Regions from separate parts of the Homo sapiens genome. Here region 2 is linked to region 1. A link is a loop called in an ENCODE intact Hi-C map of the cell type or tissue named here. Cell type or tissue: A673. All regions are shown on one strand.

Region 1 (5,000 bases):
ACCAACCATCACAGCACAATAAAAATAGAAATCTATACCAAGAAGATCTCTCAAAACAACACATTTACACAGAAATTAAACAGCCTGCTTCTGAATGACTTTTGGGTAAATAATGACACTAAAGTAGAAATCAAGACATTTTTTGAAACTAATGAGAACAGGCATACAACATATCAGAATCTCTGGGACACAGCTAAGACACTGTTAAGAGGGAAATTTATAGCACCAAATGCCCACATCAAAAAGTTGGAAAGATCTCAAGTTAACAACCTCAAATAATCTCAAATTAACCATTGCAGTTATTGATTGGTGGGACATCTGCATAAAAGTGTGAAAGGCCATGGAAAGGGATGACTAAGGCCAATACAGAGTGAGAAATATAAGCAAGCAAATATATGTGAATATTTTTAAATTAATAGGGTCAGCCTGGCTGTGTGGCTGCAAATTAGAAGAAAGGAATTAGAAGAGGATGTGAAATTGAAGGACGTGGAAAAATGTGTAACTTTGCAGAAAATGAAGCTGTGGAAAGTCAATAGCAGTGTTTTCATAAGGAGTTGAGATCATAAACAGAGATTAGCCTTAAGAAAGAGAAAAGTGGCATATTTTGAGATTGAGTGAATGAAATGTAAGAGAATTTATCCTGATTGGATAAATATCTTTAGCATCAAAAATAAAGTCATATATTAAGCAAAGCGGGACAGGAGGTACAAGGATGATCACAGAGAATAGAAAAGGATGCGGAATAAATATTGTAGGGCTGTATATCAGGGAGTCACTTACATAGAAAACTAGTAAAGAATGTGCAGGTGACATCATTCTAAAGAACACATGATGACTGTCTTTTATGTCCATTGCAAGATTCTGAATTTTTACAGATGTGTTGGCTAAACACCAGCAGAACGGAATGTCTCATTTTTTATCCATATCACATAATAAAAACCTATTCTATATTATATAACACTGGCATGACAAACACAAAAAAGGCACACAGAGCCCATAAATAAGCATACAAGAAGCAATAGATTATATATAGTCATATAGAATGAACGAAAGGAATGTACATGAATACAAGTGGTTGTAATTTGTAGGGATAAGATACAATAATGCTTGAGAAGTAAAATGCTAATATTTTATTTAAATAATCTCAGGGATCCAGAAAGTTTTGTGTGGAAATATTAAAGCTTTGCTTGCTATATATTTAGTATCTATTCTTACAGCAAGGCTTTTTTCTGATTACATTTCTATATGCTAACATTGGTTGTATGTTAAGGAAAAGTTGTGAACGAGAAGGAAGTTTAAAAATAACACAAACTTTCTTTCTAAAAAGAAAGGAAAAGTCAATGACAATCTCAATTGATTCATACCAATTAAATCACCCAGTCATTCATTCTGTCTGTACAACGCAGTCTGGTTTTACAGTGAGTGCTTCAAAAGTAATAACTGATGTACAAAAAAAAGAAAAATGAAAGCCTAGATCAGGGTATCATGATGGCACTTTTCACAGGTGACTAGAAATAGATACAGTTATTATCTATTAATTTTTCTCACTGTGAATAATTTAATTTTTAATGAGTTATCAATCAACACTTTTAGAAGAGAATTTCTTTCTTTAATTTAGTGACTAGCTCTGATATTTGATGCTGCAGTGATTGGTATGGTGTCCAAGATAATTTGTGTCCTATACAGTTTACTACTTCTCCCAAAGTGCCTTTTCTTGAGTAAATGACTTTGCGTCGCTAATAGGCTATGCTATTCAAACATCAGAATAAGGGACGGAAGTGAATTAAACATCCAGACAACTGAAGCTGTTTATTTATTTGACCTGAATAATCTTGTATTAGCATAATGTTATGTTTATTGTTCATGTGTAGACACAGTTTTAACTATCATCTATAAATATTATTCGTCAATGCATATAACTCCTTAATGAATAAGTGACAACATTCATACACTGCTTCTAGATCCTTCAATTAAAATATTAACAATGAGTACAAATGTCTTGATGCTGTAAGTGTATTTATAAAGAATTAGAATATGCAGATACTAATTTTAAATGATCCCAAATATAGGGTAGTAGCAAATGTGATAGACATTTCCAGAAATTCCATTAATGTTTTTGCTTCCCCAGCACATTATACAAGCACAACAGGAAGCTGCAATTTTGAAACAAGTTCAGGAAACTGGACCACAGCCTGCAGTCTTACTCAAGACTCTGAGGATGACTTGGACTGGGCCATTGGCAGCAGAATTCCTGCCAAAGCATTAATTCCAGACTCTGATCACACGCCAGGTAAATCTAGTAGCCATCCCCAGACCAAGAAACCCACTCATCTTAAAGTCTGCTTTAACAATTTGTGTGAATTTCAGTGTGCATTTCTTATGTGTATGTGGGGACAGAGCTCAGTAGGTTTTATGGAAAGAGGGCTAGTCTCTTCTATTGCAAACTCTGAATTACTAAATAGACCCAGAGCTGACACTGCTACAACAAAGCAACTCATGACTCATATTTTAAGAGACTCACAGATTTTACTCACTCTACCCTAAGGGTGCCATTAAATTCCCTAATTGGAGGAGGGTAGGTGGGTGGCATTCAGATTAATGATTGCAATATGCAAAGATATACAACTGGCAATGCTAAAAGTTATCCTGTTGTGACAATGGCCAGTCACAACAATGAAATGGCTGACCACCAATTTCCTTCCCATCATTTTGAAGTACAGGAGCCAAAGTGTAAAATGGTAAGTGGTGATGGAATGAGTGAGTATCAGCATAATCTTCACAAGTGTTGCTTTCTGCCCTGTGATTTCAGATTATGCAATCTTTAATGGCTTTACAGTTAATAGACTCAAAGTAGGAGTAAGCTTGTAATCTTATTTACTCTTACAAAAAAGTCCTACTGACTCAGAATTTATCTTAGAAATCTAGCTTTTATTAGGGATAAAAAAATATCTAAGATATTTGTGATGCTAATTTTATGTGTCAAATTGGAGATGTTTTGGATGAGATCAACATTTAAATTGATGAACTTTGAGTAAAGTGGATTGCCCTTCATAATGTGGCCTCCTCCAATCAACTGAAGGCCTGAATAGAAAAAAAAAAAAAAAAACCAGCCTATGCAGCAAGAAGGATCCCCAAGGGAATGTCTTCAGATTTCATCTGCACCATGGGCTTTTATGGTTCTCCAGCCTGACAGTCCACCCTGCAGATATTGGACTTGGCAGCCTTCATAATGTCATGAGCCAATTCCTTATAATAAATCTCCTTCTGTATATACACACATCCTGTTGATTCTGTTTCTCAGGAGAACCCTAACCAATACAATATTCTTCAAAACAGTTGAAGCATATGCACAGTAAAAAAGAACGAGATTACATGGAATTTAAGTAACTTTCAAAAGATTGTCCTAGCCATTATATGACTAGTGAAAAGAGCACATTAATTTTATTATTTATATATTCCAGGCAGATTGAATGTATCATGCTATTCAATTACAGTATGGACATTCATTCTTGTTTTAAAGATTTTTCCCTAATTCCTTCTATATGGTGAATCACATGTACTGATTTGCGTATGTCGAACCAACCTTGCATCTTAGGAATGAACCCTACTGGATTGTGGTGAATTAACTCTTTGATATGATGGTGGATTTGGTTTTCAAGTATTTTGTTGAGGATTTTTGTGTCTGTGTTTATCAGGGATATTGGCCTGTAGTTTACTTTTTTCACTGTGGCTTTGCCAGATTTTAGTATCAGGGTAATGCTGGCTTCATAGAATGAGTTAGGGAAGAGTCCCTCCTCCTTGAATTTTTGGAATTGTCACCAGCTCTTCTTTTTATGTCTGGTAGAATTAACCTTTAAATTGAATATTCTAACTCCTTTTGACTTGCCACGTTGTAGCTCCCTTTCACAAGCTTTTGTTTCCCTTAAAAACATGAAGTTAGTGTATACTATAAGATGAACAGGACAGAGAATCAAGAAACTAAGGTCAGTAATTAGAAGGATTTAGTGTATAACAAAGGTAGATATTTAAAATAGTGGGCAAAAGATGGACTATACAGTATGGTGCTGGCATATCTGGTTATCCACCTGGAAGGACTTAAAATTAAATCCAAGTTTTATATCATATACAGCAATACAATCTAGATAAAGACTTAAATGTAACAAATAAAAATAAGAAAATCTTTGCAAGAAAACAGAGAGTAAACTGTGTGTAATTTAGAGCAGAATATTTTAAAACCTCCTAAACCCAATTTACAAAGCATTTTGGCCTCTTTGACATAGAAGTCAACTTTTAAAACCTGAAGTCAGCTTCTAAACCCAATTTAGAAAGCATTTTGGCCTCTTGGACATAGAAGGGCCAACACATAATGACTTATATGAGGATATTTATGTCAGCATTGCTTTTAGCAGAAATAATGGGAAATAAATGAATGCCTATTATGTGATCATTTATATGTTCCTTCCTTCATTCACTTAACTATTTCTCAAATGCCAGGCACTTGGCCAGGTCCTGTGGATGCATCAGTGAATGAAACAGGCATAAATCCCTGTCACGGTGGAGCTTACATTACAGAAGGAGGGAAAAGATAATGGGTAAACATAATAAATAAATAAATTAGATGGCTTATTAGAAGTTAAGGGGACAAAAAGAAAGGAATGGAGTACATAGGAGTGTGACAGCCAGTAGATAGGTATGTGCCTTGGAGTTGGGAGGATGGCCTGTAAATAGGCTGGTCAAATTAGACCCTGCACAGAAATGCCATTCAACAAGAGACCTGAAGGAGCTGTGAGGAAGTGACCTGTGGTTACCTAAGGAAAGAATGTTCCAGAGCTAGATCAGCCTGTTTTTGGAAGGTGTCTCAACCTGGTTGCTAATGACATTTGGGTCAGTCTAATTAATTAGGGGTTTGACCTGTGCATTTGTAAGATGTTTAGCAGCACTTGAGGCCTCTGCCAACTAGATGTCGGAAGCACTCCTCTTTCTAATTATAATAAAGCCAA
Region 2 (5,000 bases), 290 kb after region 1:
AATCTACAAGGAACTTACACAAATTTACAAGCAAAAGCAACCCCATTAAAATGTGGGCAAAGAACATGAACAGACACTTCTCAAAAGAAGACATACAAATGGCCAATAAGCATATAAAAGGAAAGCTCATTATCACTGATCATCAGAGAAATACAAATCAAACCACAATGAGATACTGTCTTACATCAGTCAGAGTGGCTATTATTAAAAAGTCAAAGATGCTGGTGAGGTTGTGGACGAAAGGAAACCCTTATACATTGTTTGTGAACGTATAAATTCATTCAGCCATTGTGGACAGCAGTGTGGAGATTCCTCAAAGAGCTAGAAACAGAATTACCATATTACCTGGCAATTCCATTACTGGGTGTATAACCAAAGGAATATAAATTGTTCTACCATAAAGACACATGCACTTGTATGTTCAATGCAGTGCTATTCACAATAGCAAAGACATGGAATAAATCTAAGTTTCCATCAATGGTAGACTGGAAAAAGAAAACATAGTACATATACACAATGGAATGCTATGCAGCGATAAAAAGGAATGAGATCATGTCCTTTGCAGTAACATGGATGGAGCTGGAGGCCATTATCCTTAGCAAACTAATGCAAGAATAGAAAAGCAAATACTGTACATCCTCACTTACAAGTGGGAGCTAAATAATGAGAACACGTGGACACATAGAGGGGAACAACACACACTGGGTCCTACTTGAGGGAGGAGGGTGAGAGGAAGGAAAGGACCTGAAAAAAGTAACCATCCAGTACTATGCTTAGTACCTAGGTGACAAAATAATATGTATACCAAACCCCCATAACACCAATTTACCTATGTTACGCACCTGCACATGTACCTCTGAACCTAAAATAAAAGTTAAATAAATACATAAAATAAAGAAAATAAAAATATGTTGACTCCTTTTGCTCTTATTTTCCTATTTACTTCTTGAGAAGTATTTGTAGTTATAGTTTTATTAATAAGAGGCATCCTCAGAATTCTACACATGAACTACTTAATAAATGATAGTTACCATTTATTGTGCAAACACAGTAATGTGCAAAGAAATCTAGTCACATTTTTCCTATATCCTTTATAAAGCCTGATCCTGCCTCAGTTCACCTTGGGTATTTAGTACATATTTGTTTATTTTACTACATTGTTGGGAAAACATTGTATTGAGAACTATAAATGAAACACTAATTCTCAATTCAATCACTTATTAACACTTATTAAATGGAATACCTTGGACTGGTTTTTCATAGATTATGTAACTGCTAAAGTTCCCCCTGGCTCTAAGTACTTTAGTTTTAGTATTGTCTCTCCTTCTCTTTCCTTCCCTTCCCTCCCTCCCTCCCTTCCTTCCTTTTCTTTCCTTTCTTTTTCTTTTTTTCTCTTTCCTTCCTTTCTACGTCTATATAGCATACATTCCCCTTCTTAGACCATAGTCATCCACTTAACCATTATTTGTTGAAGGCTTACCACCCAGTCTTCCAGTGTAATTCAGCAATATCAAAAAAGTCTTTGCCTTCTCATGGATTTAGGGTTTGTAGTTCCTTGAGATAAGACTCAGTCTGATCCATTCTTACATTTTTCCATGGTGTCTGGAAGAGGGCATTTGCCTTTTAGACAAAAAAAAAACCAACAAAAAAAACCCTGAATTAATGAAGTGAACTTTTCACTACTTCAGATTTTAAAATGCAGTCCTGTTTTTGATAAATTATACTTAAAGGAACACCAGGTGGCCTCAGAGAGATTGAACCAAGGAGACAAAATGTAGATAATTATAGGCAGTTACCTTTTTCTAAATGTGTTCATCTTCCATAGAAGTTTAATTTTCACAAATTATACATCTATGTCCTTTAAATGACCTTCAGAATTCTGATTTCAGACTTTCATAAGCAGCGGACGCACATTTTAAGCTATCACAAAAAAGAACTCTTCTTTGGCTATTCCCTTTTAATGACATTACCATTTATGTGCACCAGAGTTTTTATACTTATTTTAATCTTATTGCATTTTGTCCTTATTGCTTGACAAAAAATATGAAAACTGAAAAACAAAACATGCTGACTTGGCTGACAAGAACTATAGCTCTCATAAACCTAATACATTTTAAATAGCAGTGGAAAATTTTTAAAGTTTTAAATATATATATATATATCTTAACCAGATTCTGATTAGATTTAAGTAGGTCTACCCTGTATTTGGTTGTTAAATTAAAACAAAAAAAAAACCAACTTTAATATGTATAAAATGTTGGAATTTTATCATGGAAGATTAAATGTAACAAAAAGAGGTTGCCTTTTTTTTATTTTTTCTTTAAACTCTCTGGGAAGAGAAACTCTTCCCATATTTGACTATTATCTGATTAATGTGAATGAGACTTTCACACACATTTTCAAAAATGCATTTGATATGAAAGTAGATCTATCCAACAGGGGTCTCTGGTAGCCAATTAGTGGTGGTATGCTCTGTTTTATTTCTCTCTTTGTTTTTCTTTTCTTCTATCTCCTTGTTTTTCTGCGTTTTCTCTACTTATGCGTTAGGCTTGCTAGTGACACCTAGAGGTATCTGCAGGCATGACATACCACAGGTTAGAAGAGTTGGTTGATCTCTACTATGAATTTTAAATAATGAGAGGTTTTGGAACCTATATGTTCTCTTTTGTCCCATTTTTACAAATGCTACAGAGAGTTTGAAGACATTTGATAATTTTTAAAATGCTTGGCTCATTCAGCATGGCATAGTGGAAAATGTGTGTGTGTGTTTGCACTGGATTAAAAACGTGGCTCTGTCATTGATCAGCTGCATAACTTTGAGCAACATATTCACTTAAAAAGTTGGGTTCCACATTTATAAATTGTGTATTAAGATACTGATCACTTAAAATTTTTGTGAGAATCAGATATATGTATATGAAGCACCTGAAATATAGTAGATGCTAAATAAATGGGTTATTATCATGATGTGAATTATAATGTTCATATTTTCTATTACACTGGATTAAATTATTTTTACATTTAAAACATGGGTAAAATTAAATGAAATTGAAGATTGCTCCCTCAAGAAAACCTTGAAAATTGAAAGCAAAATTGACTATCACTTCATATTTTTATCTGATTTTTAAGAAAGTGTTAATAAATTCCTAAATGTTTAACAGTGGTGCCTTGGGTGTCAGTGACAAAAGCTCAAATAATTAAGACAGTGGATAAATTAACTGTGAAAGAAGATCTCTTCCTTAAAAATAAGACAATGAACAAAATGTTTCTAGATTTTCTCATAACTCTGAGACACCAAAATGGTACTGAATCATGACCACTCTCCTTATCCTTACTAACTGAAAGGAGAAAATGTTCAGTAACAGTGGAATTCAAAGAATTTACATCTCAAAATTAAGCAGCAAGAACTGCTGAATGTCTGCTTCTTCCCACTGATCCAGCTTTAAAAAGGCCTTATTTAAATCCTCGGGAGAAAACACAGGGGAACCATTAAAACAAACAAAAATCAACAGCCGAGGGAATAATTGAATTGTTTCATTTCTTTGTTTATTGTTTATATATGTATATATATTTTTTCTCCCCCCCCAGTTTTTTTTCTTCTCTATCCTGGATAGCGATTTCTTTTCCCAACATCTCAAAACTTTGCCTCCCCTCTTTTTTTTTTCATCCTCTTTCATGATAGTTTTCATTTATGATTCATCTTTTGATTCCACACTCTAAGATATAAGGGCAATTTGAGAACATCTTGAGCTGAGTACCAACTTTATTAAATAGATAAAAATATGAGCTCTGGAAAACAAATTATGGACCTGAAAACTGTTGGTATTTTAAAAAGCAGTGGGCATATATAGAGGAAAGAGCACATTCTGTACTAGGGTTTCTCTCAAAGGCGATAGGGTTACATATTCAGTAATGGATAGAGCAAGAAGTGAAGACACCAGAAGGGGTTGACTGTATATTTCCATTAAAGTGAATTACATGAGCAAGTTAACAGAGACAGAAAGAATACAGGTTTAAACTTGATGACTTGGGTTAAAGGCAGGTCATCAAGTTTCAGGGCTACTGGAGAAGATCCACGAAATGTGGGCAGTACCGAAACCTGCTTTGAAAGACAGTCTAAGGAGGCTGAACTCTAGTGAAGAGCATAACATCTCGGAGAAAATAATTTTGGCGACAAAATGGAGAAAGGATGGTAGGAAGAGGTATAACTTACTCATTGTAACATTCCAAGCCTGAGATTTCAAGTGCCTGAAATAATAAATTTGGGATGCTTATCTAAGCACTTAGTATTTCTGATATAAAATAATACTGCATTTCTAGTTGCAGTAGAGTTTACCATGTGGTTCTATATTATTTCATTTTTACAACCACCTTCTGAACTAAGGAAGGAATTGTTATTTTTGCTTTACAGAGGAGAAATGTGATGCTCAGAGGGTGTGGCTGACAAGCTCCAGGACACAGGTAATAAGTAAAATCTAGATCTCGGGTCTTTCAATTGAAACTAGAAACATAGGAAACAACAACAGAAGTCACAACAATTTAACAGTTATTTAGAGGTGTCAGTGATTTGGGATTTAAAAATATGGAATTTAACATTTCTGGTTTCAAAGTCAATACACAGCTTCCATATGACACTATAGAGTAAGTAAAAAATAAAAGATAATTTATCTGATGTATCGTTAATTGTGCTTTAATAATTCTCATGTTATTGGCTTGGGATTATAATTGGAAATTATATCTGAAAGTAATAAAATTATAGTTGATGATAGAATGAGACAGTCTTTACCCACCTTTCCAAAATTCAGATGGCTTTCCAAATTTTATTTTTAAAATGTCCACCAAATAATTTTTTAAAAGATTAATAGGTTCTCACAGAGCACAAATACATAAAATAATGGCTGCCTTTTGAAAGATTACATTGTTTTCATATATCTCATTAGTATTTGAGGAGAAATTAGGACTTGTATTTTCTCACAAAATGTGAAGGGAAAGACTCTAAT

The links. Hi-C counts contacts between places; a loop is a spot of excess contacts. Peaks named below come from ENCODE experiments on the same cell type or tissue, not always from the same donor. Only the 100,000 strongest peaks of a DNase experiment are listed, where the experiment ranks them.
Region 2: it touches region 1 in a loop (4-fold over the local background); 2 of 110 quality-filtered maps call a loop at or near these places.

Annotation. Positions count from the first base shown.
Region 1 is chr10:19,496,357-19,501,356 of GRCh38, forward strand. It overlaps MALRD1 (MAM and LDL receptor class A domain containing 1), which reads left to right. Exons shown (of 40, transcript NM_001142308.3): 31 at 2,129-2,290. Among named protein-coding and RNA genes, the nearest start is that of MALRD1-AS1, 230 kb to the right of the region's middle. In A673, no CTCF peak of the experiment used is centred here; DNase peaks (open chromatin) are centred at 2,715 and 3,105; H3K27me3 peaks cover 1,985 bases.
Region 2 is chr10:19,785,726-19,790,725 of GRCh38, forward strand. No RefSeq gene overlaps it. Among named protein-coding and RNA genes, the nearest start is that of PLXDC2, 28 kb to the right of the region's middle. In A673, CTCF peaks have their summits at 2,576 (motif pointing left) and 2,781; a DNase peak (open chromatin) is centred at 2,556; H3K27ac peaks cover 390 bases.